3 separate regions of the Homo sapiens genome follow, and all the other regions are linked to region 3. A link is a loop called in an ENCODE intact Hi-C map of the cell type or tissue named here. Cell type or tissue: HCT116. All regions are shown on one strand. Region 1 has its middle 13 kb from the start of CXCL14. Region 2 overlaps LOC124901073 (a long non-coding RNA gene). Region 3 overlaps TGFBI (transforming growth factor beta induced).

What was found. Peaks named below come from ENCODE experiments on the same cell type or tissue, not always from the same donor. Only the 100,000 strongest peaks of a DNase experiment are listed, where the experiment ranks them.
Region 1: a loop joins it to region 3, with 4 times the contacts of the local background. A loop is called at or near these places in 3 of 110 quality-filtered maps.
Region 2: a loop joins it to region 3, with 4 times the contacts of the local background. A loop is called at or near these places in 1 of 110 quality-filtered maps.

What each region holds. Positions count from the first base shown.
Region 1 is chr5:135,565,209-135,567,708 of GRCh38, forward strand. No RefSeq gene overlaps it. Among named protein-coding and RNA genes, the nearest start is that of CXCL14, 13 kb to the right of the region's middle. RefSeq lists an enhancer at 1-480. In HCT116, a CTCF peak has its summit at 1,157 (motif pointing left); a DNase peak (open chromatin) is centred at 1,143.
Region 2 is chr5:135,456,523-135,459,022 of GRCh38, forward strand. LOC124901073 (a long non-coding RNA gene) reads left to right here. Exons shown (of 2, transcript XR_007058945.1): 2 at 1,782-2,199. Among named protein-coding and RNA genes, the nearest start is that of TIFAB, 5.4 kb to the left of the region's middle. RefSeq lists an enhancer at 102-201. In HCT116, a CTCF peak has its summit at 1,132 (motif pointing right); a DNase peak (open chromatin) is centred at 1,129.
Region 3 is chr5:136,057,202-136,059,701 of GRCh38, forward strand. TGFBI (transforming growth factor beta induced) reads left to right here. Exons shown (of 17, transcript NM_000358.3): 13 at 1,889-2,013. Among named protein-coding and RNA genes, the nearest start is that of TGFBI, 29 kb to the left of the region's middle. In HCT116, a CTCF peak has its summit at 1,007 (motif pointing left); DNase peaks (open chromatin) are centred at 1,000, 1,250 and 1,520; H3K27ac peaks cover 496 bases; H3K27me3 peaks cover 530 bases.

The sequences.
Region 1 (2,500 bases), 490 kb before region 3:
TCAAAATATGTGGAATCAGCAGGATTGGTACCCTAGTAGCTATAAATGAATTGAAGGGTATGCTTTGTCTCGTACTTTTCTTGGCTTATGACATTTTTTTTGGCTGTACCGATGTGAATACCTAACTCCAGTCTATCTTTGCAGGCCATTATTTCAGGGGAAAAAAGCCTTTGTGATTTAGAAATGATTCTTGTGTGAGCACTGCCTTTAAATAACAATGGGTTGAAAGAAAGAGCTTGTTGCTTCATCATCCCCGTTGCTCTGGGGGAAAAACTTTGAATATTAGATCAGAGTCTCATCTGCATCTAATTAGACATGCCTACCACTCATCCCGGAATATCAACTCTGTCCTCATTGTGAAATGGGGCAGATTATTTGAAATCCAGCTTTGAATTGATTTTTTACCCAACAGAAGATCATTTTGCTTCTAACCAAAGCGTTGAGTTGAACTTGACGACATCATGGTCATTTTGCGTCTTCAGTGTATTTGGTGTTGGGGGAAAACCAACCCTGCTGCTCCTCTACTGAAGTGGAATTTGTGTCTACCAAATGAGAGCTGGAGCAGCCGTTTCACAGCTCCGGGGCTCCCTTTCTGGATCGGGGGGAGAGGCTCTAGAGGAGCATGTGATTTCTGCAGATGTCTGCCTGTAGGAGACAGAACTAGACACCAGCAAAACAAACCTGGCTGAGGCTGGTTGTTCGTGTGGCCCAGGTTAACTGGGTGATTAATCTCCATTTGATAAACAGGGGGTCAGCCCTGAGCCGGAGCATGAGAGCACAGTGGAGCATCCTGTGGGCTGGGGTGGACAGGAACTGTAAGACACTGTGTACTTCAGAGAGCAGACAGTCTCCTTGCAGCCCGACACACGTGGGTTTGAATCCTGTCTCTTCCACCTGCTAGCTGTGTGAACACGAGTGATGTGTTCACCTCACTGAGCCTTGTTTTCCTCATCTGTAAAATGGAGCTTCAATAGAACACCCCCGTTGTGGTCGTTACCAGGATTCAATGAGATAGGGTATGTAAGGCCCTCCACACAGGGTCTGGCTCACAGTAGGTAATAATTACACTAGTCCTTGTCGCTGTCCTCATGCAGCCTCGGGGAACTTGGAAAGCTCTTGGCTGAGACACCCGGACTCTTGGCTGCCCTCTGGTGGTGAGGCTCAGCGCGGACCTGCGTGGAGGAAGCTGGGAAATGTTACTTTGAAAGCAAGAAAATAGCTTAGGGTTTTAGTGCTTTCTTGAAGACCTCCAAGAATATCCATGTAACTTTTCAAAAACAGGAGGAGAAGAAAACACCCCAGGGGCTCTAAAAAGCAGCACGGTGTCTTCCTTGTGTGGAGGTTGAGCAGGAAGGGTTGTGTGGGCTTCTTTGCCTTTGAGGTTCCGGAGGCCCCCATCACGGTGTCCTGGCAGGACAGGCAGAGAGAAGGGAGCTGGGCGAGAGGGGAGTGGGGACTGAGGCTGGGGCTGGGCTCTGTGGACATGCATCTGGGGCATGGCCGATGCTCCCGGGCCTCCTCTAAATCCCCCAGTGTTCTCTACTTCTCTGCCCCTGGTGCTCTGCCGCAGCTAGCCCATCTCATCGCACATGGGCGTGGCGGCCACGGGCCATGTGAGAGCCAGGATGGAATCAGCACCTTTTTTTTTTTTTTCTTGCCTGATAATGACTTGCAATCTGCCATGAGCCTTCCCAGGACTGACAGATGTCTTGATCAGTCTCCTCCTCTGACCCTGGGTGAGACACCCGCTCTTTGGGGCTGCCCCAGAGTCTGCCGTGAGTCCGTCTGGCAGTCAGACCAACAGGCAATTTCAGGCAGCTTCTTTGCCTCCCTGTAGACTGAGTTTCTGGAGGGGCCATCTCCAGCATCCAGCACAGAGCAGATGTTTAATCATGCAACAGTAGCTGGGTGAATGAATGGTTGAACTCTGTCCTTGAGGATAAAGGAGCACAGCCAGTCATACCTCTGTTCCCCATGGTGCCCAGCAGAGTTTTGCACATAGCAGTAGCTCAGGAATGCGTGAAGAAAGCATGTTCTCAGGGATCTCCCTATGATCCTAATATTAATTCAACTGTGTTTGAATACCTCGTAAGTGCTATCATAGATTCTGGGAGGTTTTTACAAAGCAGCATATGACACAGCTCCTGGTTTCTAAGAAGGGCTTCTTCTTAGATGCTCAGGTTCAAATAAAACTGTTAAACTGTAGTGCAGATTATGTAATAATTCAGGACCAAAATGAGTCACCTATATGGATATTAGAGTTGATACTGGAGGCAGGGTTGGCCCCATGGGTTTGTGACATGTGAGTTGCACAGAGCATGTCTGGAAAGGGCCCCATGCTTGGTTTAATGCCCTGCTGTTGCCGTCTAGAAATTCTTAATAATTTTTGAACGGGAGGCCTGCATCTTTTTTTTTTTTTTTTTTTTTTGCACCTAGGCCTGCAAATTATGTAGTCAGTCCAGGATGACCAGGAGAAGCTCTGAGTGGAGTAGATCTGAGA
Region 2 (2,500 bases), 600 kb before region 3:
CAGGGAATTCCCTGGCAAGGAGAAGTCCTGCCCAGTCTGCATCTTTCAGAAGCCAGGAGGAATGCCCCAGGTTTGTGGGTAGGAGTATGCATACACAGTGCTGGTTGTTGGCTTTCCGGAGGCAGATGGGAGCTGGAAGTCTCACGAAGGGAGAGTAAGAGCCCGAAGGGTAAGAGCTGGGGAAGTGCCGGTTTCACTCAGCCTGGCTCCCTTGGCTAGGACAGCCTCTGGTTGGGTGTTGGGCATCTGGTGTTGGGATCCTGGGACATATTACATCAGTCAGCAAATGTCCCCCATCATGTGCTCAGGGAGGGCTCAGGGACAGAACAATTGCCTCCCCAGGCAACCCCTGAAACTCCCACCTCCAGGGCTTTCTCCAACATTAGACCAGTGAGGCTTCTGCAGCCAGACGGACTCAGGTCTGAGGCTTGGCTCCTACGTGCAACAACTCAAGCAAGTTATGCAGCCTTTCTGCACCTCAGTTTTCTGCTCTGTAAAATGGGGACAAATTGCTGTTGTTGTGAGGACTCAATGAGATATGTGGAAAGTGCCAAGCACGCGGTGAGAATTGATAAGTGAGAACTGCTCTTAGTAGAACCCTTGATGGTAGAGCAAAAATGCACCCTGGGGATACGGGCTGTCAGAGGAGACTTAACAACTGCGCACACAAAACCTAAGTTTTCAGACAGCTCCAGTTTTTGCTTAAAATAAGCATGGCTTTAGAGTTGAATTCCTAATGTGCATGAGTTTCCTATAAATTCCATTTTATATTATAATAAAGTAAAAGGAAGTCTCCAAGTAATTGCTGGGACCTGTATCCTTGACGTCCAGGAAGGCTCTCCATCTCACAAATGAGGAAGCTGGGGCTCAGAGCAGGTAGTTGATTTGCTCAAGGTCATCCTTCTGGGAAGTTTCGGAGACAGGATTTGAACACAGTCTCTGAGACTCTTGGGTTTAACCATGAAGCTTTCAGGCCTCAAAGGTAGGGTGTCTCTGGAGTCCAGCTGCCTGGCCTTCTCAAAATGTGTGCTCCAGCCCGCTGGCCACCAGTGACACTCAGCGGAGAGTACCTGGTTCCAGCCCTAGCAAGCTAACGTGGCTGGCCGCTGAGTCCCGATAGCCTGTGGCCACCAGGTGGCAGCATCCCTAAACCCACTGATCCTCTCTTGGGGCCCAAGAGGGAGGATAGTTTGAAAGGTTGGGGAAGCCATGGCAGGAGGCTGCGCTGGAGGAGGGAGAGGGGTCCTCCTTTCTCTGAGTCAAAATGCCCTGAATGGACCCCAGGTGAATCCACACCCAATGCCCCTCCCACTCATAATGAGCATGGAGCTAAGAGTAGGAGTCAGAGCAGAAGCAGGGGAAGCAGCCACTCAGCAGTGTGGATTGTTTGTAACAGTATAAATCTCAGGGAAGTGTTAATGAGAGGATCGATGAATCTTCTATGCCATGAGCTCCCTGCCAGGCTTGGATTCTGCCATTTCCTGCCCATGAACTGGATTCTGTGCCACTCGCTCACTGAGCTTTCCCAAGTATTCCTGGTGTCACAAATTTTGGGGGCAAGGGTTATGTGATTATTATGTTTCTTTTTCCCCCACCATGGGCTTCTACGTAAAGCTGTGGCCAGACCATCACCACCAAACACTGTTTCTAATGAGTTTGGGTCACAGACTCAAAGCCCACAGCAAAGTTCTGCGTTCCCAATATGGTAGGTGCACAAAACCCAGAGGGTCCACAGCATTTCTGGACTTTTGTATTGACTCCTCATTTAAAACTCTTTCCAGAAAGCCGATTCATTACAATGCTGGCTAATACCCACAGGAACACTGAACTCCACTGTGTGGGAGCTTGAGGGGCCTGTGCTGCCCATGCCGAGTGTCCACCATCTCACACTGCTTCTAACACCTTCAAGCCATCTCCTGAATCTGGAATAGTCATCATGAGCTGGAGGCTTCCTCAGAAGAACCCTAAAATCAAGGGGGATTCTGGTGCCAAGAAAAATAGCCCAACCCAGCTTCACAGCTGTGAGCCTCCAATGCGCCCCAGGAAGCTGCCATCACCATGGGTAGCGCGACCTGGCTTGATTTTGCCAAAACAAAGGAAAATTCCTCCAGCAATTTCTGTGAATTTGTTTTGCAAAACTGAATTGTCTGCTTTTAATTCCCCTATACCAATTAAATAAAAATTGGAATTTAAAATCCAGTGAATGACAGAAACCTCACTTTGGAGTGGATGACAGACCCCACGCAACCTGGGGTCTGGGGTAGAGAAGTGAGATGCTGGGAACTTCCAGGGAGTGGCGGCTTTGGTGGCAGGCTCCCTAGGTTTTGGGGCTCCTGGACCATCCTTATGTGTACATGTGCTCTGAACCCATGGGACTAATAGCTGACCACGAACAGAACAGCAGCGAGGCAGGAGCTTGATGCTTGCCAGATTTCAGCTTCAAGACTCTGCCCCACATGCCTCTAAAGCCAAATTCCTGTGTGTTTATTTGTGTTTCCCA
Region 3 (2,500 bases):
ACTGATGCAGTTCATAGAGCTCAGCCTCCTGGGCAGGAAACCGGGCAGAGAGGAGTAGAAAAGAATTAAGGGTGGCTGCGACCAGCCCAGTCACTGAGGCACGTTTCCCACTGGAGACCTATGAGCACAGTGATAATAAAGCCAGTTACCTGCACTGACTATCCCTCCAGACAAAAGCTTTCCCAAGAAGTTAGTCATGGCTCTGAGAGATCTAGTTGAGGATGTTTGGCAGGGGATCTAGTGGTTACGGGTGGCTAAGAAAAATGAGGAAGGTAAGAGTATCTTGCAGCCTGTGTTGGGAGGATTAAATAGGATGCCACACACAGGGCCAGGCAGACAGCCTGGTCAGTAATAGCCATGACGATGGGGGCGGGGGGAGCAGGAATGGGAGTTGCAGTGTTTAGCTCAGATGCATGCCTGTGAGAGATGCTTCCACTCTCACAGAAAGATGAGACCAAGGAAAAGGAGGAGGAAGAGGAAGGACCTTGACAAACCTTGGGGCCCACATTGTCTACACCTCCCTTCCTGCTCTAGAGCAGAATAGAAAGTTCAGGTTGCAGGCAGCTCTAAGTTGAATTCGTGTCCTGTTTAATTTTCTTTATTGCTAAATGAATGCCTGTGTCTGTGATGCTGACGTATGTTCCTAAGGAGAGGGGAGAAGTTCATTCTGAACATAAACTTTTCATCCTCTCTCTGTCCAGCAAGAATGGAATATTCCCCAAGTGGCCTGAGCCAGCTTGGCTTTCTTTTTGTTTTCAATTATGTGGGAGTTGAGGAGGGGGATGGGAAAAGCTTCCCAAACACACCCTCCCCCAGGCCTGAGGCACCCCTGGGGGACAGAGAGTGTTAGAGGTTGGTACAGGTGTTAGAGATATTGAAAGGACATCCCATGCACCCCAGGGGCTGGTGTGGCTCTGTACTTCCAGGCAATATTTTGTGGAAGGGGAACCTTGTCAGCTCCAGGTTGTGGATGTTTGAAAATCAGTTGGTACCCAGTGGCTCCATCCTCTGGCAGGCATGTGGATTTGTCAATAACCAAGTGAACTCTCCAAAATAAGTTAAAACTTCCTCCCTTCTCAGTTTCAAGATGCTGGAAATAGCTGTTCATAAGCCCTGGGGAAATTTAGCCCTTTGGCTGGTAATGGGAGTATCCGAGATGAGAGGGCAGCTGGAAACTTTCGGAATGACCTCCCACACTTAATTTGGGAAATGCCTCTGCACCTTTATGGGCAACCAGATGCCTGCCCCAGTTGCTGGAGACACTGATGTGGGCTGAAAGGAATGCTGAGACGTGACGAGGAGAGATGCTGCGGAGGGAATATCCCCCTCAGCCCTGACCTCATCGGCTCCATGGCTCCTCCACAGTACAGCTGTCTACTCTTTTAAGTTCTCCCTTCAGGAAATAGCCATCTCAAACAGAATGTGCATTTGAGGGCAGAATGTGTAAATATTGCACTACTGTGTTATAACCGTCAGGAGCCATGCTGATGATGAAACGTCCCAGATGCCGGTGCTGGAAAGGTCCCTGGCTTTCCAAGCAAATATTTATCTCATGGAAACATGAGTCATACTCACAGAGGAGTATGGATTAACTCCTTCTCAGCAGCCAGGGAGCCCAGCATCCCAGACAGCATATTTAACCCAGAGGCCAACTGACTGCTGGGGCAGATTTGTGGTCATGAACATGTGCTTTGTGTCCTCTGACCATTAGACAGATTGTGGGTCACAACGTTGAGTATACAGTGGGAGCTTAATAAGTGCTTATTCCCTGGGCAGGGAGTTCTTCATTTCAGGGGTGACCACTTACATCTTCTCCTCTGGGCCCTCCTTGACCAGGCTAATTACCATTCTTGGGATTAACTCTATCTCCTTTTCCCGCAACCTGCAGGAGATGCCAAGGAACTTGCCAACATCCTGAAATACCACATTGGTGATGAAATCCTGGTTAGCGGAGGCATCGGGGCCCTGGTGCGGCTAAAGTCTCTCCAAGGTGACAAGCTGGAAGTCAGCTTGGTAAGTGTCCTGCAAATCAAAGGCTGGCTAAATTTCCCCAGGGCAGGGCTCCAGGACATATCTCACCCCCAGGATGGAATTATACACACACAACCTTCAAGTTGCAGCCCGAATCTCTGAGTGTAATTCGTCCAAAGAAAAAGAGAAAAGAGAAGAGGGTCTTCAGGGAAATCAAGTGAGATCATAGTTAGACATGAGTAAGAACTTCCAGATTTACAAGGGAATAGAGCATCTGATTTGGCATCTGAGAGAGGCTATTAGATCTTCCTTCTCTTAAGGAGGTTGTAGGCAACTAGTTATGTGACTGAAGAGATCAGTCTGTACTCACACCATCCCACCCCCCAAACCCAGGGCTTCACTGAGTTGTACCATGAACCAGACCATCCCAAGAGGCTTTTTGAGTTCTGACACTTGCTCTGTGAGCCTTCCCTTGCTCTGCACATTGATGATATAACTTTGTAACTGCACTAAGAGTGTTCCTAAAGCA